Regions from separate parts of the Homo sapiens genome. Here region 1 is linked to region 2. The links are chromatin loops, found by intact Hi-C in ENCODE. Cell type or tissue: gastrocnemius medialis. All regions are shown on one strand. Each heading gives the region's core, and the rest is flanking DNA. Links, peaks and the distances in the headings are about the cores only. Region 1 overlaps DCLK1 (doublecortin like kinase 1). Region 2 has its middle 24 kb from the start of LINC00445.

What was found. Peaks named below come from ENCODE experiments on the same cell type or tissue, not always from the same donor. Only the 100,000 strongest peaks of a DNase experiment are listed, where the experiment ranks them.
Region 1: it touches region 2 in a loop (1.9-fold over the local background); 23 of 110 quality-filtered maps call a loop at or near these places.

Annotation. Positions count from the first base shown.
Region 1 is chr13:35,782,646-35,793,827 of GRCh38, forward strand. DCLK1 (doublecortin like kinase 1) reads right to left here. Exons shown (of 17, transcript NM_001330071.2): 16 at 10,721-10,834. Among named protein-coding and RNA genes, the nearest start is that of LINC00445, 91 kb to the left of the region's middle. RefSeq lists an enhancer at 7,080-7,581. In gastrocnemius medialis, for the core only: a CTCF peak has its summit at 6,885 (motif pointing left); no DNase peak of the experiment used is centred there; H3K27ac peaks cover 450 bases.
Region 2 is chr13:35,716,057-35,727,238 of GRCh38, forward strand. No RefSeq gene overlaps it. Among named protein-coding and RNA genes, the nearest start is that of LINC00445, 24 kb to the left of the region's middle. RefSeq lists an enhancer at 4,361-4,861. In gastrocnemius medialis, for the core only: CTCF peaks have their summits at 5,073 (motif pointing left) and 5,274; DNase peaks (open chromatin) are centred at 7,055 and 8,013; H3K4me3 peaks cover 397 bases; H3K27ac peaks cover 3,408 bases.

The sequences.
Region 1 (11,182 bases), core at 2,114-10,113, 68 kb after region 2:
CAGTGAAAAAATGGTCCCTTCTTCGGAGAGTTCAATCATTTATTTGTTAACTTAACAAATATTTATTGAAGGCCTCTTCTACTAGGCAGTGGAGACATAGTTTTTAACAAGCCCTAATCCTGTTCTTGTGGAATTTGCATTTGTACAGATGGTGCCTTTTAATTTAGACATATTTTCCCCCTAGAAAGGGTGTTGGAAAACTCTTCTGGAGAGGGCCAGATAGTTAATACTTTAAGTTGTGCAAGCCACATGTTTCTCTGACTCAACTACTCAACTCTGCTGCTGTAGGGCAAAGGCAGCCATAGACAGTTTGTAAATGAATGTGTGTGACTGTGTTCCAATAAAACTTTATTTACAAAAAAAGGAAGTGGGCTAGATTTGGCCCATTGGCCATAGTTTGCCAAGCCCTGTCCTAGAGGATCACATTTTAAACTTATACTTCATCAGAATTTTTGGCTATAGCTACTTCAGGTAAAACATAATGCCGCAAATGCTCACAAGAAATATAAACATATACATTACTGAGCGGTTTACTCTAATCAGAGCATTAAAACAGTTTATGATTCTACTTTAGTAACAAATGCCTCTCTCTGGAGAGACATCAGTTTTCTCAGGAAAATCTGTGGAGTGGGTGATTTGCTCTTGGAAGTGAGGGAAACAGAAAGCAAATTTTTTTTTTTTTAGTTTCTTCTTTGGGCTGGGGTGTGTGAAAGCACTTTTGCACAAGCAGCTAATTTAATTCTCACCACAAATTTGGAAGGTGGATAACACTCTTCACCTTTTCGTAGGTGTGGAAAATCAGACAGAGAATGTAACTCGCCCAAGGTTACTGCAGGAAATGGGGCGGACTAGATCCAAACCCAGGGCTTCTTGACTCCAAAGCCACACTCTCTCTGTACACTGGGCTGCCAATCTTTAATTAAGTTAATTGAATCTCAATCTCCATGACTTTTTTTTGAGACGGAGATTCGCTCTTGCTGCCCAGGCTGGAGTGCAGTGGTGTGATCTCGGCTCATTGCATTTCCGCCTCCCGGGCCCAAATGATTCTCCTGCCTCAGCCTCCTGAGTTGCTGGGATTACAGGTGCCCACCACCATGCCCAGCTAATTTTTTGTATTTTTAGTAGAGACGGGGTTTCACCATGTTGGCCAGGCTAGTCTTGAACTCCTGACCTTAGGTGATCCACCCAACTCGGCCTCCCAAAGTGTTGGGATTACAGGTGTGAGCCACCGCGCCCAGCCTCCAAGACTGTTTAATTTCTAAAAGTGTCATGTGTCTGACATATATTTGAGAATTGTTTATTTCAGCCTATGAATACTTACACCCTTTCTTAGCAAAAGGTGTGTTGATACTTATAATTACGTTCTTTATGTATGATTTCCTGTGCATTTATACCTCATAAAGCCTCTATCCTCTCAATGAACCTCACTAAGGAGCATTCACAAAGTATGGCAGGAATGAATATGTAGAAAAGAGCATAGATGTTTACTTTTAAGTCAAAATGAGGGAAAGAGATTCTGAGGCAAGGGCAGAATAAATATGATACTACACAATTTTCAGTCAATCTAGAATCATCAGGAATCTTAGGAAAATGTTAAAATCTCTCTTCAGTTTACACTCAATGATTAAGACTTGGAATGCCATGACATTTTCTCATTTTTAGTAATAAGTAAGCTAAATTTTAAAAAGACTTATATGTCATTGGAATCCTCTCTTAAGGGGCCTCTGAAAACAAAATAAAAGAAAATAAAACCTCAGTGAGCAACCTGTTTGAGTTGGGAAATGTAATGCAGATGTTTCACCATTCCCATGTTCTTTCCAATGACCCTTGGTGACCTTCACGCCACAACAGGCATAGTATCACTCATCTTTTGAGCCTATGGCCTAATAGCTCATGCTTGGGTACAAGGTACAACTGCAAGACCAATCCTAACTACTTTCCTGAGACTTCTCTCTAATCACAGTTTGAGTGGTTTTGAAGTTTAAATCTATGACTTTTCGATGTGTTAAACTGAATCCCCCAAATTCTGTGTTACAGAGGGAGCCTCTGGAGTGGGTGGAGCATCTGCCCTGGCTGCCAACCATGCTCTGGCTGTCCCCGGGGACAGCGTTCTCACTCTGCAGAGCAAAGCCAGGACAACTAGCCACCGAGCAACCTGCAATGCATTGCAACTTGCTGTGTACATTTGGCTGCTTCTGGCCGAGGCGGGCCCTACATCCCTTCTCACACCACACGGAGGTTCCTCCCTGGCTTCCAGGGGAACAGTTTTCTCAAACCTGCACGGAGCAAGATGCGTTTAACTGACCCCATTCCTTTTAACAACCGAGCATGACAGCGCGGCCATCACCGCTCTGCCTCATTACTCACTGTTTCAGGACGGTGCTTGAATCCAATATGCACATTTTAGTCACATCTTGCCTGAGAACTCAACCACCCTTTTGTCCTAGCTCACCTCCCCATTTTATCTTATTTCTCATGTTTAGCTTATGTCTTGTTTTGATATTTGTTTTATTTAATCGGGTTACCCAGTTCTAGCTGTTGCCCTGTTCTGTGTGCTGAAGGTGCAGGATTCTTCTCCATGTGTTACAGGGCATAGCACTTGCCATGGTGACAGCTTCACTTGGGAAGGTAGAAATGTGTGTGACAGCGTCCCCTTTGAATAAGGATGCATTTCCAGGAAGGGGAAAATATAACGGGATGCAAATGTTCTCCAGTGGCTTGCAGCAGGGGGAAATGGTGGCTTCTTAGGTCAGGAGAGTGTGCAATAGCCCAGTGAGCTCACACCTGGGGCAGCGTCCTCCCTGGACTCTGGGTGACAGGAGCAAAGTCTCCTGGATGCGTGGGTCAAGTGAAGGATGCTGCTCCCTTGGAAGCAGCTCTCTGGTATGAGGCTGGAGAATGGAGAGAAAGGGGAAAACAAATCCCCACTATTTGTCTACAATCACCAAAAAGCCAGTTAAGAGAGACAGACCAATTCTGGGCACCCTGAGGAGATGGTTTTCCCAGCCTGTGCCCTCATGTGATCTGCTTTACAAAAAGCAAGCGCGACTCCCAAGTGTTCGGCTTACAGCAGTAAAAACAGCCATGAGCGCTTTAAACACAACAATTGGGAGCAGGGATGCTCGCCTGTAATGATTGTTTGTGTTAGAAAGTTGGCTGCCACCATGGTTAGACAAATGCTCCCACTTCTGCGGAGATAAAAGGCAAGCACTCGCAATCAGTAAGGAGAGCGTGTACGTTCTGGGGCTAAATGGCATTATAAAACTTCCTAATTAAGCATATATGCCGATGAGTTTTTAGCATCATTTCTCCAATTTAGCTTTACATACTGGGTGCACTGTTCAGTACAGCACTAACTATAAACATTGTTGTTACTGCCCCAGCTGGAAAACAGAGCACTTTATGTGCGCAAGAAAAAAGAGATTATCTCCCATCTGCTCCTGCCCATTATTCAGGGATGTGTCATTTTGTCTGCTGATGGGAACCATCACTAGGATTTTAGTTAAATGGCCTTTTTATAGTTGGCTACGTTTATTAATTATTGTGTTTACTTGGGGTTTAGTTCCCATCCTTAATCCTACAAATTTAGTAATTTAATTTTCCAGAGGTTTTTGAAATTAGATGACTTTATATGTGTAATTTTTATAACACAAATATGCACAACTATAATTAGATATACTTGATGCCTATTTTTAATTGTATATTAACTTTACACATATATATCTGGTTAATATTCCTGACATTAGGAGACATATAATTTAAAAAGGATGGAGCATGGTGTGATTCGATTTCTATAGAGTACAAAACCAGCCAAAGCTAATTAATGTGGCTGGACTCTAGGGTCAGTGTTTACCCTCGAGGTGAAGTGACCCCTCCTGGAAGGGAGCCCCTGGGGTGCTAGGAATGTTCTGTGCCTGATCTGGGTGCTGCCTACAGGGGCATGTTCAGTTTGTGAAAATTTATAGAGATGTGCATTCCTGATAGGTGCACTCTTCTGGAAGTATATATTCTTTCAGGTAAAAGTAAAAGATGGATGAATCCTCTTCTGTGTTACAAAGTCAAAAAAGAAGGGTCTGCACAAAGGCAGATTATGATTAACTCACCCTTCTCCCTCCAAAATAAGGTCAAAAATTAAGTTCTTTCTACATCCATAAGGCCAATTATGTAGGTAAATTAAATAAATGAATGTGCAACTCCTACATGCATTATAAATGGAGAAGACACAAATAGCCTTCTATGTCAAAATGACCTTAGAAAATTTTATTGAGCTTTGGGTGTTTTCTTGCTTTAAACAGATTTGGAAATGATCATGATTTTAGTATATCTGAATCATTTGTCAAGGTATGCCCCTTTCTGCTTTCCTATGTACTATGTTTTGAGTGTCTGATTATAGAAAAATAACCAGGAGTAACAATTGGGGCTAAAATCATATATATATATTATATATATATATACACACACATACACATTATGTATAACATATATACTTTATATGTGCATATATACACACATACATATATATTTTAATTTTTTGGTAAAACTTTGCAGTCTAACCATGAAACAACATCAGGCAGCTACTGTCTTACTACAGATAGGCTCCACAGTTTGGAAAAAACAAATGCCAAAACCAGTGGAATTTTTTTTTTTTCAAATACTAAGATGTGGAGTGTTACCTGGAGATCACTTCAGAAACATTAAGATGGCGAAAACAGCCTCCCTAGAATTTCTCAGAGTTCATTTCTCAAACCATCAAAAACCATCCTGCTTGTGGATAACTTAAAGAGACACAAACAATGCCCCTTGAAGGAAATGCCAGGGCAGTTGACTGGAATAGAAAACGATTGGATAGAATTCTTAACCCAGTTTTAAAAAAATCGATACCTCCCATAATCCCTTTTGCTTGAGCAGATAAGCCAGCTAAATAATCTGACAGTTACAAGATATTGAAAAATAAATTCATGCAATAGCTAATACATAGAGGGATTTCCAGGGGGAAGAGGGAACAATAAAACAAAAACAAAACAAAAAGGTGGAGAATTTGAAAACACAAGCTTACCAACACACACAATGCATTCTATAGCCCATTGTACTTTGAGGCGCTTCTACTACTAAGGTGTAAATGCATTGTTATCCATCTAATCAGGTCAAGGTTGGGCTTGATGACTTTAAAATGACAGTATATACTTCTATAGAACACACACTAGCGTGCTATTGTTCTTCCATTTGTTAAGGGACAGAAGAGCACTGGAAATCATTGTTTTAATTAGCAACGTCAGGAAAATGCTTTGGCATTAGCACTAAATATACTGTCCTTTTAACCATAAGGAAAATTGATACTGAGCATGTGCAATGGAAAGAAAGCTGGCAAATGTCAGTGTGAATAATGGGTGAAAAAAAGGAATGAGGGGGTGTGGCATCTCAATCAAGATTAAAATGAAACTGATAAAGCAGCATATGGACTGGATAACAAATCAAAAGCATGTTTATCCACCGAAGGAACTGGTTAATGGAGACTGCCAGCACGTTGCCATGGAAACACTGACTGTTGAGCTGCACCATCTCATACCTTATCCAATACATTCCTGGTTGCTGGTAGTAGTCCAAAGACCCTGATCTCTTGATGGTAAACCCGTGGTCCAGCTGAGCAGAGAGAAATGGGGCAACTCAGTGGATCAGCATTGTGCTAAAGAATTAAGACTCCAGACCAAGCTGTTCTTCATTGATTCTATATGTATATATAGTTACGATGCCTCTTCTGCAGGGTAACTAGCTAATATCCTAAGTCTGCATACTGACAACAAAAAGGCAGGAAGTGACACCTCATGACTATTTTGGAGGCCAATTTGCTCAAATAGATCTAGTTCTTCAAACAAGTTTTTGAATGACCATTTTAATCATGTCCTCTCAATTTCAAAAGATATAAACACCTCTTCATATGCCATAGAATAGAAAATGCTTCACAATTCAATAAAGTACTGAAATGAGCATTAGCCACTTAAGAGAAAGCAGATTGGACCCCATAGAGTATTACCGCATAAGGCTTAAATTTGAGGGCTTCATAACTATGAAATGAAAGAGGAAAAGAATCAGGTTTTGAAACCTCATCAATTACAGCATTTAAATTTCTGAGTTAATCTTCAAAAGCAGAGCTACTCTTAAAGGTGAATCTTTTCTTTTCTTTTCCTTTTTATAAAAGGTATATGATCTAATTAAAGGTGAATCTTAATTACATTTCTAAACTAAGAAGATAGAGTATAAAACAGTCAATAAATTTTCTCTATGAAAATATGGAAAGTGAAATAAAACAAAAAATAGTTTTCTTTGTATAATAAAAATGCATATGAACAGTTAAGTGCTTTTGATTAACACAAAGTACAATAAATAGAAGACAGGAGAAGTTCTCAAAGTTGTTCATCCTGGAATAAGATGTTAGCTTTTGGGTACCTGGGGATAAAAGATTCAATCCCCCAAACCTGAAGGACACTAATCATGCTGTGTACCCGCTTCCCCATTCTGCCCACGAGAGGATGCGACTTGGACACCTTTCTTCAGAGGGGCTCATGTGTTCTTTCAAGTGCGTTACTGGTATGATGCTGATGACAGTTTCTGCTTCTAAATTCACAAAGGCATTTCAAAAACATGCCAGGGCACCAGGCATTTAAACTAAAAACTGCTTGGAGGATTTTGTGCTCTGATTATAAACTAGGCTATCCAAGTGTGCATAAAATGCAATGTGAAGTTTTAATCTTTTTAAAAATGTGTGTTTCATTTTATTGAGAAAAAAATCAAAGTATACTGGCTCTCAGGAAGATGAAGGTGTATGCTTGGCCACAAAGACAGCTACTTAGTAATTAGCTTTCTATTGCCATCTACAGGCAAAGTGTCATATAACAGGTCTCATTTTAGAACTAAGCTTCCCAGTGTCACAATTATATGCATGCTGATTAGTATGGATTTGTTCAATTAGACTGAAACGCTCTATTTGCATGAGCAAAATGCAAAAGAAGAACTTTAAAGCATTAGGAAAATTATTGGTTAAAATAATAAACAGTGTTAAATGAGGAAAAATAAATTGGAACTGACATCTTAGTCATCGGTTCTTCATCAAGCTGAGCAAATCTAATAATGCCTCTCTCTCTTCCCTCAGCTCTCAAAAAGTTCACCGTTAAAATGTCATCTCTAATTCATTTCATGTCTATAAATTGCATTTTAATAACCTTTTGTTTCCCTTTCTCTCTCTCTTTTTTTTTTCAAATCCCCCAACTACTGAGAAAGGCAGCAGAGGGACAATGGCGTCTCTCTGAGAGGCACAGAATGCTGCAATTCTAAGGAATGCAATGCCTTCCACCTAATCCCATGGCTTGACCTAATGTCAGAGCACCTTTCCTCCTTCAGGAGGGTGTGTGATCCCTGTGAACCTCCAGCTGGTAATTACTGTCCTAGCCAACTCGAGGCCCTCTTGCGACCTTAATATAAAGTTGTCATTTGTCCTTTCTTTGGTCCTAATAATGTACAGACTGTGAAGCAGAAGAAAAAAATGACAACATGAACAAAAAACACTACAATTCAGAACATGAGTACATGTTAAACTACTCTCATATCATAAATTACACCTGTGAGAGAGGCTGCCGGTTATGACAGTATGCTTTTTTCTTTTGTCATTCTAAGAAAGAAAGAGTGTCACAGATTCTCTGATGAGCATTGGTGATCTCCAGCAGGTAGTTAGGTTTCTAACTAAGGAATGAGAAGTACTAGTTAAAAATTAATTATTTAATTGTTGATTCCCCAACTGCCACCAAACCACAAACTAACACTATGTCCTAAATAATAATTTTTAAAACATTCTAAAGGGTGTATGTAATTCTAAAAAATTAGTCCCATGGTAAAGGCGGTTTAAAATACATTATTTTATAGCCTCTGGGGAGAGCGTATATACCTAGGAAAATTCTGTTTGAATGAAATTTATGCTGAAACCAGTTTTTGTAAATCTATCAAAGAGAAGTCATCACTGTATTATATCAATTCCTGAACTTTTAATGATGTGAGCAAATTAATCATTATATTAAATTATTAAATTATCAAATAGTCTTTATAGAATATACCATTTATAAAAAATTTTTCTTCTACCTCCCACTTATTTTGCTTCATAGCAGAATAATCTTTCTTGGCAGTCATACTTTGGAATATTATTTAATGCCAGGGTTTCTTTTTCTTGTGATAGTCCCCTGATAGTCAGCCTTTGCATTTTAAGAATGAAAAAATGGTTATGCAATATAATTGGATGTATCCAGTGCTATTCTGAAAGTATCACAATGAAGGTGGCCAAAATAGCCAGTTTCTAATTCCCAGCCCCACCCTTTGGTTACTGACCTCAGCCAGGTTCTTCTAGAAGGTAGAGATATTTATGAGGGAAAAGCATTCTGGAGAAGGTGCCTCATGTACATAGTATGGTAGACCAGTTTCTCTTAAAACAATCTCTGAAATCTACATTGATATTCTCTTTTATGCTTGAAATATTAATGCTGATAGTTAACATATGAATTGTGCTATAGATCTGACAGGCATTTTTTAAGATACAGTTTTCTGAAACCAGCCAATTATTTTGAATCTGAATTAAGTTGATAATTATTAAAAAAAAAAAAACCTCTGCAGCAGTAAAGATTAAACAAGCATGCAACCAATGCATAACTCAGCATTACACAGCCCACTTTACAATTTGTAAGTATATTACCAGTTTGTGCAGTTTCCATGGAAACCGTGTTAGTGATGAATTGAGAAACTTGCATTCAAAATTGCATTCAAAGTGGTCCAATCATGACATTTAGGAAAAAAAAAAGTGGATCTTTGATCTTCAAATACTAATGAGTGTTTTAAGATCCAGCTAGATGAGGTTTTAATGAATTCATATGGATAACGCTTCAGAATTTATCCAACTTTGATTAAAATAGGATTTCCCCTCAAATATGTGGTGTTTGTCAATTGGAAAATTGCCCTGACGTTCCTGCCCTTAGTCATTGTAAGACTCCTAGAATACTGTGAACAAACAAATATTGAGCAACCAAGGCAAACTTAACCAAAGACTGATTAAAATAAAAGACCAGGAAAAAAAAAGAAAACAAAAGCAAAATGACAGAGGTGGAAAGGCACTCTCTCTAGCAGCTGTAAGCCCTTAGCAGGAGAAAAACAGTCCCTTTCATGGACAAGCATGCTGGCAGTCCATTCCAAAAGAAAACTGTGGAATCAAATGTTTGGAATAGACATATATCTTGAACGAACAATGGAAACAGAGTATAGAATGTCTGGTTTAGTAGAGAATCACTATGATATTGTTGCTTTCAAAACTTACTGACTGAATATCAGCTCAGAACAAAGAACACTGACCATCTATGGAAGATGTAAAGGTTAATTTACTTCTACATTGAATTTTCTCAGAAAGAATTAAAGATAGAGGGCAAGAACAACTTGAAATTTTAAAACTTCAGCGGCACTGAGGAACATCTGGAAGAGTAGGCATTCCCTTTCACTTTACACATGTGCCAGTTGCTCACACGCATGTAAATCACTATTGAAAGGGTTCAATCGAGAAACACGAAATGCAAACAGTACGAGGGTGTGTATGCATGCATTCGTACCATTTGCAAATTCTGGAACCTCATATCAAATACTCAGTAACCCAGATCTGGGATTGGTGGCATCAAACAGATCACTTGTTTATCTTCAGTTTTTTTTTAGAGCTCTCGCGCAACCAAAAAAGAAAAAAAGGAAAGAAACTAAAAACACCCAGAGAAGTGGTTAAATATTCAGTACTGCTCATGAGTGAGAGGTGCTGTTTAATAGCATAAATACTTTTGAAAAAGTCCACATCATAGTGTCTTAAATTCTTTGTTTGGAGAAGAAAAACAGCTCAAGTGATTTTCAGATTGAATATGCTATTAAAATTTACACACTCTGAAAAAAAGAGGAATTTATTAAAAACTCAAGTAATTGGAACTTGAATATATTTACTCCAGAATATGACACCAGGAAGTATGAGGTTTCATTATTCCTCGGCCCAATTTAATCTTTGCCTAGAGCTGCGATCAAATTGCATGTAGTGTATGTCTGCATGTATAGAACAGAAAAGAAAGGCCTTGTGCAGACGCATCAATAAAATAGTAAATGTTAAAAGACTTTCAACTTTAAGAACAGAAATTTCTAAGGAGCAAGACATCGTGACTTCGTTGGGTGTTCACAGTAATTCAATTTCACTGAAAATCTCACTGCGTAGCTTTCTGCTATGCTTTGACTTTAATTTAGGTCTAGTATCAAGATCTATAGTGTTCCAAGCTCTCCCTGCAATGTCGTCTCTCTCAGCTTGCCTTTCCTTTCTAGGTCCTAGCAAAAGGACACTATGAACTCTTTTTCTTAGAGCCAAGAAGTTTGCATTGGCACAGAGTCCAGCATGGGGGAGGTTTTCGGTTTTAAATAAATAAATCATAAAATTAATATATACTGCAAGACACCCTGGAGGTGTTGGATAATGATGTGATGCCCAGGGAAATGATCTGCAGAAACACATAATATATATAAGTCCCATACCTCCTCTAGTGCATTAAGTGGCTGAGCTGTCTAAAGAAATGACCCATTCTGCTGTCTCTGACTGGAGAATCTCCTGAGTAATGCCTGTCTCTTAGGTGGGTTGCTTTAAAAAAAGTTATAGGTGGATATTTCAGATGCTTACTGCTATGACAGAAACTCCAGCTGCTGTGCTATTCGGCTTGGGGCCTGTGTTGAAATGCTTCTTTATCTTTCCAGCTACTGACAGCTGATGTTCATTTTCTGGGAGGCCATCATCCTGGAGAAAAAGAAATAAAGAGAAGAGAAAAAGAAAGAAAATGAGATAAATGAAAAATGAAGGCTAAATCTTCTAGTCACAGGCAGTGATCTTAGAATTCATAAGATGTCAGAAATAAACCAACCAATGTCTACTCATTAAACACTATTGTTGGAAGTACTGCTCCAAGGTCTCATTCATTTCCACATCTGCTCTAAAATTAATTTGCTTTGTGTCATCTGACCCTCAGAGATTTGTCTCTAAATTAAAAAAAAAAATTTCTGTTTTTGGTTTCTAATAAAATCTATTCCAACCACGGCTCTAGGAACATGTCAAAAAGCAAGTTAATCTAGATGACCAGAAAAAAAA
Region 2 (11,182 bases), core at 1,030-9,029:
AAACATGCCCATGTTCATAAATAAACACTGTTGTCCTTCTTGTTTTTTTTTTTTTCCTAGGAATTGCTACACACGAGTTCCCTTTTCTGCACCTCAGTCTGTGGAGGCAGGGCTGTATTTATTTATTTATTTTGCTCGTCCATTCTCCTTGAAGGCTATTTCCCTCTCGTCATCTTTTGGAGCTGTCACCCTTTGTAGATCATTCTTATTAAGCATTAACTTGGTGAATGGATGAGCATCACTTGGGAACAGCTCTGGGATATTACAAAACATAAAGCAGTCAGTGCAAACATCTGCAAAATTTGGCAATCCACTGTGGTTTCAATGAGCTAGGGGCCAAGTCCTTGACAGGCCTTGAGGTCCTTAGAGAACACTGCACAGGAAAGATTTATTTGCGGAAAGGGTGAGAAATGTCACTTTGCACTTCAGGTATGAGGTGGAGGTGGTCAGCGTTTGCAAGCATGAGTCACTGTCTAATCTTAGCCTTCATGGGTGTTGGCTAAGCTGCCCTCACCCCATTCCAACAAGTCCTTGTAATGGCTTTGAAAGAAGCTTAAAATCCAGGATCACTTCTGGAAGGAGATTTGAGGAGCAGGTGCCATCTCTGGGCCGGGCTCCCTAAATCTCTGGGTTCCAGAGCTTGTCCTCCCACCACCTGGGTGCTAACAGGAGCTTGCATCCCACTCTGCACAATCGAGTGTCTCTGAGGCCAACCAACGCTCTGGGCCCCAGCTTCGGCACCCCTTCTGAGGCGACTGGCCAGCTTGGGCTGTCGAAGGTGGGAGGCCCTGACGTACACCACCAGCCCGCTTCCCCAGCCAGCAGCCACCGAGGCCTCCTGTGCCCACTGACGAGCAGTGACATTTCAGCGAGTGAGCCGGCTGAGCCTCCTCCTGGAGTCCCCAGCAGTGCCACGGACACTCGCCTGTTTACAGAGCATGACTTTGCTTCTTGCTGCCTCACATCCTCGTTCAGCGCAGGGAGAGCAAGCAGGCCCCTTTCCCAGCAATTCCTGGATTCTCCACAGAAACTCCACAGTGATGCTGCTTGGGTTTCATGAAGGGGATGCTGGTATTTGGACCTTTCTTCTTTCCCTGGGCTTTTAAGGCAATGTCTCATGCTTCTAAGATCATTTTCCTCTGAAGGTTGGACCTTGAGATATTGGATCCCCATTTATGATCATGGATAAAACATTCCCTCCAGTTTCGGAGTATGTACTTCAGAGCTGAGGAATGTTTTCTGTACTTTATAAAATCCCATATGCGTTGAATAGCTAATATTTAGCCATCACTACAGGGCCACATGGTGACTTTCCCGGGATCTAGGCAATTTTGCTTTCATGGGCTCCTTCCTCTGTTCATTAAATAAATACATATTTGTATTTGTAAGGGGTGCCAGTGCAATTTTTTTACATGGATATATTGCCATAGTAGTGAAGTCTGGACTCGGTACATCTATCACATCAGTACATTGTACCCATTCAATAGATATTGTTTTTATGACTGTGTTGATATAAGACAAATATAATTCATGGTGGGTTTATTATTATTATTGTATTATATTCATCATTTTCTTCTGATTTTAATGGAAAATAAAAAACACTTTTTGTTTTGTTTTTGTTTCTTTTGAGACGGAGTCTTGCTCTGTCGCACAGGCTGGAGTGCAGTGGTGCAATCTCGGCTCACTGCAAGCTCTGCCTCCTGGGTTGAAGAGATTCTCCTGCTTCAGCCTCCCGAGTAGCTGGGACTACAGGCATGTGCCACCACACCTGGTTAATTTTTGTATGTAAAATAGAAAACACTTTTGGGGGCCCTAAAATTGTCGTGGGTCCTGGGCACTTTTTCCACTGAGTCTGTGGGGTGAGTCAGCCCCTCGTAGAGGCTGCCCGTATTCTTGGATTTGGTCTTGCAGCCTCACCAGGAGCCCAGAGGTTCTCAGTACCTGCACTGCAGCACCAAGCTGGTTGCAGTTTTCTATTCCAATTAGCAATGTCCCATGGCTTGGGTTCGTGTCTGGTTTATCTTTGAATCCCATCCTCACTTCTATACCTTCTGTAGATATTCAACAAAAGTTTATGGAATTAAACTGAAGTTCTAAGATAAAATTTCACAGCCACATCCCAGGAAGGTTTGGGGAGTCAGCTAATGACACTAACTAGGGACCACACGCACACAGTGCCGTGAGATCATCCAGAAGACAAATGATGGTGCTGGTTCCTTCACAACCACGTGGTGGAGACACACCAGGGGAAAAGCCTTCTGCTTAGGCCACGGATCTGGAGCCATCAGCCTTTCCTTGACCCCCAACTGCAAGTTCCTCCATCTTTGTTTTTCGTTTTTTGCTTGTGAATTAAGGTGATAATAATAACAGCAACCTTGTTAAAAAGAGGATGGATGTGAAGATATTAGGACACCACATGGGACACAGGGAATATTCAAGATGTTCGTTCACTATTTTCAGTAGTATAATCTTGTCCTGTATCCGTGTTGAATTATCACCTACATCTTAATGGCTATATTTCCAGAAATTTCTGCAATCAGCTAATATAGTGTGTGTTCAAAATCGAACTCCTTTTCTTATATTGAAACACATAAGGTGTGTCCTTTTCGCCCATGCTGTAAGCTGTTTGAGGACTGAGGCTTTGCCTCTTGTTTTTGTTCTCTCAGAGCCTAGTAAATTCCATTTATGGGGGCAGGTGTGACACAGATACACCGTGAGGCTCCCAAGGGACTGTAGCCTGAAGGATGTTACGTGGTGGATTTAACCACAGAAGTGAAGTGGTGTTTGGGCTTGTGGCTGATGGGTTTAGCTCAAAATTCTATGGATAGAGGCTTTCCCACCAAGCTATAGCATATCTACCCCTTTGCTGCCTCAGGGACTTGCCGTAAAGAGAGACAGGCGCAGGCTGGGGCAGCGGATGTAAATCTGGAAGCATACTTTCTGCAGCACCTATTGGAGCCACACACAAACTGTTCTATGAGCAAACTTGGAACTTCTGCAGAAATAAAAACTATGGACATCTTGATATGGTAGAATAACATTTTTGAGATTTTATTGGAAATAGTATTAACCGGTTTTGAAAATCTCTCCTGGTAAATCTTCCTTCTTTTCTCTCACCTGCTCTGCTTTGCCTCAGGGTGAGACAGCGCAGTTGTGAAAATCTAGAAGGCAGAGGGGAGCTGCCTCTACCTTGGCTTCCCGAAGCCTCGACCCACTAAGCTATCGTCAGGTGCCTCCAAGGCAAACCAGAAAGTACAGGAAGTTTCTCTCAGGGAAAAACCTCAAGAATGGAAAAGAACTTCCTCCACTGGTGTCTAGAAAAAACATGCTCCTCAAGACTGGGAATTAAATCCCAGGGAAGCTGGCTGAGGGGGATCCTGAACATTTTCCTGGACAGAGTCCTGAGAAGTCAAGACCCCAGAGAGGGTTTGCAGGTGGTGCTGAGCCTCATGGGAGCAGCAGAAAGAACGTCACCTCTGCATCTCAGCGCAGGGCAAAGAGAGCCTCATGCCTGTGGACAGGCTCAGCAGATGCCCCGGGGGGGGCCTCCATGGACACAGGACTCAGGGACCACATTTCCTCCAACCTCCTTGCCACAACACTAGTCAAGTTCCTGCAGTTACAACATCACCCTGGGAAAAATGGGGATTGGAATCCCTGGTTAAATGGAAAATGTGTGTCTTTCACTCAGGTAGAGTAGCACCTTGAAACAGAAATTAACTTACAGAAAAAAATGGGAAAAGTCCTATTTCTAACACTATGGAATTTGTGGTTGACACTCATTTTGGCCACAATAACGAAGACCCATGCCAAAGATGTGAGCCCCAGCAGAGACAAGCCTTCCGGATGGCCAATGGCCTGGGACCGGAAGAGGACATAGTATCTCCACGGATGACAGAAGAGTCCTTTTGATCACACTGCCTGAGTCTCTTGTGAACAAGAATAAGAACTTGCAAAAACTCCTATAGTAAATGATAGAGATGTACTTCTCTTTCCAAAGTACCAATCATTTCAAACAAATTCTCTTGGCAGCTTGATAAAGATTTGAGTTAAAGAAGCCCTCCAAGATTGCTTTATCTATAACAGTCAGGACTGGGTGAACGCTACCTGGCTACTACAGTCAAGATTTTGGGGCCCAATGTAGGTACAACCAAATGAGCAGTCTCTCTATGTGATGAAGAATGCTGCACCAGTCTGGCTTATTTCTGATTCATTTTGTTGCTGGGCACATACCAGGTGCTGAGTAAATACCCACTGAATGAATGAATGAATGAAGCCTTCTTGATTGCCCTGGGCCAATGAAGTCTGAGCCTCTCTGGAGCCCTTTGTTGCTCTGGGGCAGTAGAACTGCTTCTCGATTGGCAGGGCCTCATGCAGCCAAGCTACTGTTGATGATTCTGGCCCAGGTATACTCAGACGTTACAGAGGACTGGCTGGATGACGTCCTTCTGGGCTGAGTCAGACAGTGCCTCATTTTATAAATGACTGGAGTACAGGTATATTCCCAGCACAATGCCTGGCTCATGTTAGGCGCTAAACAAATCTTTGATGAATTAAATGGTCATGTGCTAAAATCATGCCAGATGAACCTGATGGCTGAATGAATGAATGAATGAATGCAGAAAAAACTTCGCATCCGTCAAGGGGCAGTAGGTTGGCAATCTCTGATCTGGGCTACTTTTCACAAGGTGCTTACATTTTTAAAAACTCCCATTTCTGAAGTTTTTGAATTTCCAGTGGGAAACTCTATGTCAAGCAAGCCAGCGTGGCTAGGACTCCCAGGTGCTCAGGCCAGAGCACAGGCTGGTTCCCCGGCGCGGGGCAGTCCTCTGCTCCACAACGCACTAAGGTGCAAAAAGTGGGATGGTGAGGAGATGGGAGGAGTCTCTGATTATGCTCAAGAGATGCCTGAGGGTCGGAGAAGAATCCTGGAGCTCAGCAAACAAAATGCAGCCTAGCAGATAATGCAGGCTGAGTTGGCTGCTCCTTCAAGTTCGCTGGGGGGCTGGAAGAGGGATCCCGTTGGTCTTCCGGTCCAGTCCCTGGGGACTGGGATGATGCACGGGTGCCCTCTGGTGGTCTTCTCACCAAACTGCAGGCTCTGAATGCACGGGGGTCTCTGGCTGGGGAGTGGCCTGTCCACCCAGAGGACCAGCATCACCTGTTAGGGAAAGAAAAGAATCAATCAGGGGCAGAGGAGCCAGAGCGCCTTAATTAAGTGCCTGACATTGTGGAATGTCTTCTTAGTAAGCCTATGCCCGGTTAGTCTATGTGGATTGATTTTGTGATTACATCTTGAAGTCCGGCCGCCAGGAGCCTTGATAAAATCTTTACATCTACATTAATCAGGAAAACCAGGTAGACCCCTCGGAGTACTTTCCAGATGTGTCCGGCAGATGAAGGCCTCCACGAAGATCAGTGTTCTCGGGGTCGTCATGAATTGTCAGATCCAGTAGCCAAAAGGGGCTGAGCAGCAAGAGTGGGGGAAGGAGATCAGGGGTGGGGCTGGCATGGACATTTGGAGACCTTGCTGAGAACCCAGCAAAGCCAGGCTCTGTGGAGGGGCCACAGGCCTTCATCCCTGAGCTTTCAGCAGAGGGACACCCCCTCTCTCGAGAGTGGAGAGATGGGGTCCACACGCAGGCCACTGCCAGCTGACACTGAAGAATCTTCAGGATTCTCCCAGAGAACTGGGAATTATTTCACATATTAGAACTTATCCTTAGGGGGAAAACCAAGGCTCTTTTCATCCCCATATGCAGACAAATCATCCCATGAAGTAATACGTCTTTTAAACATGTATGTACCAGGTTATGTGTTAACATGATATATTTAACCAAAGGGATGTTAGAAAGCAGGGAATTGCATGGTTCACAGGTGGATAAGACATGTAGGTAGATGATGTCTCTCACCAAAAACCACTTGGATTCAGGATAATAATGATAACCAAGAGTGGTGGCCTATAGTCCCAGCTACTCGGGAGGCTGAGGTAGGAGGATCTCTTCAGCCCAGAAGTTCAAAACCAGCTGAGCAACATAGACAGACCATATCTTGGAAAGGAAAAAAAAATACACACAACAACAACAACAAAAAAAAAAAAACCCAAAAACGATTTCATATATTGGGTCCTCTTCAAGAATCTGGAGAAGGAAACACTTAATCCAGAGCCCAAACGATCATAGAGTTTGAACTGTTTCATCATAAAATTACAGCTTATGCCCCTATGGGTTCTTTTGTTTGTGCCTCTACAAGTGACTAAAACAGCCGTTTAAATATTGTGGATGCTTATTTTTGCAAAGGCAAAAAGCATGGGTTAAGCATGCTCCACTTACAATAATCACTCACCCATTCAACGGGTGACAAAGCTGAGGCTCTTAGGATGTGGCTGTGTGTTTCACGATAACTGCAATGAGGAAGGACAAAGCGAATCTAGCGTCCCTACATCCTTTCACAGGGAGAATGCTTCGCTGGTGCCCCCTGAATGCACAGCCACAGCAAGCACACTTTCTTCTGGCTTCTTGGAAAAGACAGGCCGCGAGAAGTGATTTCTGAGAAAAGCAATACCCCTCAATGAAAAACTGGTCATAAAACATAAAAGAGGAACTGCCCTCCTCTCACCAACAGTAATGTGCCTTCTACTGTATCCTGCCTTCTAAAGGCTTCAAATGGTAAAAGAGCCGAATTTGAAACATTTGCTGCATTGAGGCAAAATTGAGCTTAGCCAGGATCTTTATGGCTCTTATAAATATTTATACTTAATAACATCTGGGCCTGAGCTTTAGTTTCTAAGCTCACATTTGCTCAACAAGTCTGGTTGTGTGTGTGTGTGTGTGCCTGCGTGTGTGTGTGTGTAAATGAGAAATGAGTTTCAGGAGGATATCTTTAGTTTGGTATTTTTGTTTTTATATTCGTTTCTCTTAGCATATCTTATAAGAGCCAAGCTAGGGTTGGTTTGATTTATTCATTTTACTACTAATCAAAAGGCACGAAGTGAAGGAGGATGGGAAAAAAGGGCGAATGGAAGGTGGGAGCTCTCTTAGGACCAGCTCACACAGCTGAGAGTTGCGCAAGTATCTGCAAATGTCAGGCCCCCAAATCTACTTTTGCCTGAATTCTATGATTGGCTGTCCCAGAGGTCCTGAATTTCCTCTAAATAATTGCATAATGTTCTCACTTTGTTTTAGCTAAGATGACTTAGTCATGAGAATCAAACAAATGTTGTCGAGTTCTTCATGTTTTCCAAAAGCTTTTCAAGGACTTGATTTATTATTTTTGAGTAGGTCAAGATCAGCCACGTTTGCATAGCCAGAGAGCAATTATGTCTTTTGAACTTAAAGGACAAATATGAGTGAATGCAAATGAAGTCAGCCCTCAATTTTCTGCACTAGGAAAAGCAAGACGATTCAAAAAATCAGTGGTATTTGGTTTGGAAATGGGTTTGTGCTTTTAATCAAATCCAGTACTTTTTAATTTTGTGGAATTCACTTTCAGGAAGGAAAGGAACCTTGCTTTGAAGGACTGACTTGGAGCTTGGAAGCGCTTTTCTTCTCTCCTCTTCTCTTGTTTCTCAATGAACAAGAAGAAGGGGAGAAGAAGGCTTCCTTGCCAGCTTCAAAGGTTTTAGGGAAAGCTGTACTGCCCTTGTAAATACCTCTGCCGCAAAAACAGCAGTACAATTCATTTTGCAAGGGGCTCCCCAGCAAGGATGAACGTTGCAGAAAAAGCAAGTGAATACTAGAAGATCCATATGTCAGTAAAGCAAGGAATTAAAATGTTAGTGTTTCCTGCAGAAAGAGTGAGCTGTCAACTTGGAAAATAATTAAATGGTAAGTGCTGTCAAAGAATTTGAAAGATTTGCCTGAGGTAAACCAAAATGCAGACAACTGATGCATAGGATAACACAGCAGATACACACGGCTAGATGCCAGGGAGGATATTTTGACATAGACAAGGGAAGTGACTAGTTCAAGGTCACTTGGGAGTTAAATTCCGCAGCTTATCTCCCTGTGACTGTAGTCCCCTGGCCGCCAGTACTTACGTTCCGTTGCCTTGTATTGTTGCATAAGCACTTAGCTTTGTTTTCTGTTCATCAGTGCAAGTGTGATGCTACCAATTCCATTCTTAGCACCAGACTTTTCTGACTCTAAGCTCCCTCTGGGTGTCAACATCGTCTCCCTTGAAAGCAGAGATAAGCCTACACTGTGTTATTAGAAGCAAAGGGTTTGAGAAAATGTTTTTTCCCCACCCTCAGCTCATCCTCCAACATGTGATTGAAAGTGAGAGTGAAACAGAAGATAAATGTCCTCCTCCTTGACTTGGAAGTTGGTTTTTGTCCAAAGGTAGAAGTCTTTGGAGTGAGATAGCAGGTAGAATTACACCTCATTTTCCTAACGATACAGGCACTATAATAACCTTGGAAAAGTAATCCTCAACACGATACCCATAGGAGTATTTCTAATAAGTAATTTGAAATCATATAACATTCCTGCTGTGGTGCAGTGCAAGGGAACCATGAGGAGATTAGATTTATTTTCTCATGTTTTTCCAAATGAGGCCGAGAGGCAGGAAGAGGGGCATCGCCTACTTAATACTAATACTCTGACATTGTGTGACTATGTTCTTAGGCCCAGATCCAAATGGTGCTCTGGCTGAGAGAAACCAAAGCTGAAAGCTGAGAACCATCAATCTCCGAAGCTGAGCTTTTTCAGATGCTTTCTGAAAACTGAGTATGCACATGATGGCTGGTGCATCCTGCGATTTCTAAAGGCTGGGGACTCTGGGAATGCACTGATGAAAAGCAATCCCAAAAGGAATCGACAAAACCGAGTCTTTGAAACAGAGACTCAGATTTCAGGGGTAAAACAAATGATTGTGTTTAATATAGAAGAAAGCAAATGCTACTTTAATTTGTTAGTTTCACAAAAATTCATTATGCCAGAAGGAGAAGGGGATAGAAAAGATTTCTAGTCTAGCATTTTAAGTATAACAAAAATAAAATTTGTGAAATATGAGTACGAAGTATCAGGTGGAGGAAAGAGTTACATGAACAGTTTTCACCTTTAAGTCTTGACGATTCTGTTAGGCATGCTCACTTAGAACCATAGCTACCATTTTGGGGCACTTACTGGAGATCAGACACTAAATTAAGTATGTACCTGATGAGCATTATCTTGATTGATCCTGATGACAATCCTGAGAGGCAGGAGCGAGTATTCCCATTTTCCAAATAGGAAAATTGAGATTCAAAGAGGTAATTAATTTTCCCCAAGATCATGCAGTTTGTCTTCGGAGTAGCTAGGATTCAAACCCAGACTCGGGAGCCATCAGTAGGCTGCCTGCATCCCAGAATGCATCACTTTAGTAGTTCAAGGCCCCTCCTCCACCAAAAAAAAGAAGCTAATTGTGGAACCAGAGCTTAATTCAGACCCAGGGGAAAGTTTGGGCCCTCTTAAAACTAAGATGACTGGGTGTGGTGGCTCATGCCTATAATCCCAGCACTTTGAGGGGCTGAGGCTGGACGGGGGGATTGCTTGAAGCCAAGAGTTCTAGAACAGCCGGGGCAACATAGCAAGACCCTTCTCTACAAAAAAAAAAAAAAGAAAAGAAAGAAAGAAAGAGAAAAGAAAAAGAAGAAAGAAAGAAAGAGAAAGAAAGAAAGAAAGAAACCTAAGGTAACCAGCCACCTGGGAGCCCTGTTCTAATAATATAGGTTACTGAAGAGCAGGACTCTACAGATTTACCAAAACCAATATTTTAAGGATATTGTCAGAATTTGATGAGAAGAAAAGACAAGGCTTGTGGTCACTCTGAATAATCCCCAGAACATAAACCAGAAAAGGCAAGGAAGAGATGTTCACACCGGATTGAACTTGGGCTGAGAAAGCAACAGAAGCAAGGTCTGTAATTGGGAGCAATGGGTTCACTTTGAGAGAGCAAAGAGGAGCGCTTCTGAGAAGCCTTGGTGCCAAGACCAATATTATCTTATATTAAAAAATAATTGAAACTGATACAAGGCTTTTGCAGGTCCAAATTCACCATGACCAGGAGAAGAACAGGGGGTGGGGCAAGCAGTTGAGGATAGCAACCAATTTTCAGTAGCCTGGGGAAGGAGGAGAAGGGGAGCCGACGAAATTCAATATTCCAGAAGTTAAAGCCTCATGCTTGTAGAGAACAAAAGAAAACACACCTAATGGAGTAGAATAATAAAGGGAACACTCTGCATTCAGAGGGATTGGGTCCTTCAAAGACCTTTGCTAATAACACAGGGGACTCCATCTCCTTACACCTGTGGGGCATTATTATTTGCAGGCTACTCTCTATTGCAAACCTGGCCATTGACAATGGTAAGAAAGTACCAACTGGACAATTGCATTCTAGCCTTGACAGGATTAGGACCCAACGCCACCTGGGAAGAGAATAAGGCAGCAATAGCTGGGGGCCCACTGCCTAGGTGCTCATTTCGCCAGTGGGAGGGAAATTTTCGGTGTGGTCTCGTGAATGATGAGGTCACCCATTCCCTTCCTCTCTCCCTCCCTCACTCTTTCCAGAACAGCTAAAAAGTTCTGCAAATAACTCTCTGTTAACCAGCCACATGGTTAAGGTTAACAAAGTGAGTTATTTGAGTATGGCTAATGGAGAGTTGTATATTTTTTAATAGATGGCTAGTTTGCAGAGAATGAGAATATACCAAAGCAATTATCCATAACCATTTTGGCTTATGTACCCTCTAAAATAGTCTGAAAAACTTTGTACCCCCACCCATATTTTTCAGTTGACATCTAAGTTTTTTCATCATAAGTTTGTGTAATTGCAAAGGATTTAACTTTGTAAAATTCTACAATTCAAAATATAACTGTTATTAACTTCCTTAAATGTATCCAACTGAATGGTTTAATACCCACCATCATCCACTTAAAAAATACAAGTACAAACTCTTGTTTAATAGAAGGAAATTCCACATCATTCCCTTTTCTCCTTGACATTGTATCTGTATTCTAATTCTCTTTAAGAGTCCTCTTAATGTATTATATTTTTGTGTTTGTCTTGTATACTCTATCCTATGGTTCTGTGATAAATATATATATGAATGTGTATGTATATGTATGTTTTTAAATTTGTATGTTTAAAACTTTTCTTCTGGATTGAGATGCCATTCTAATTATTAATAAATTATTTGACATAA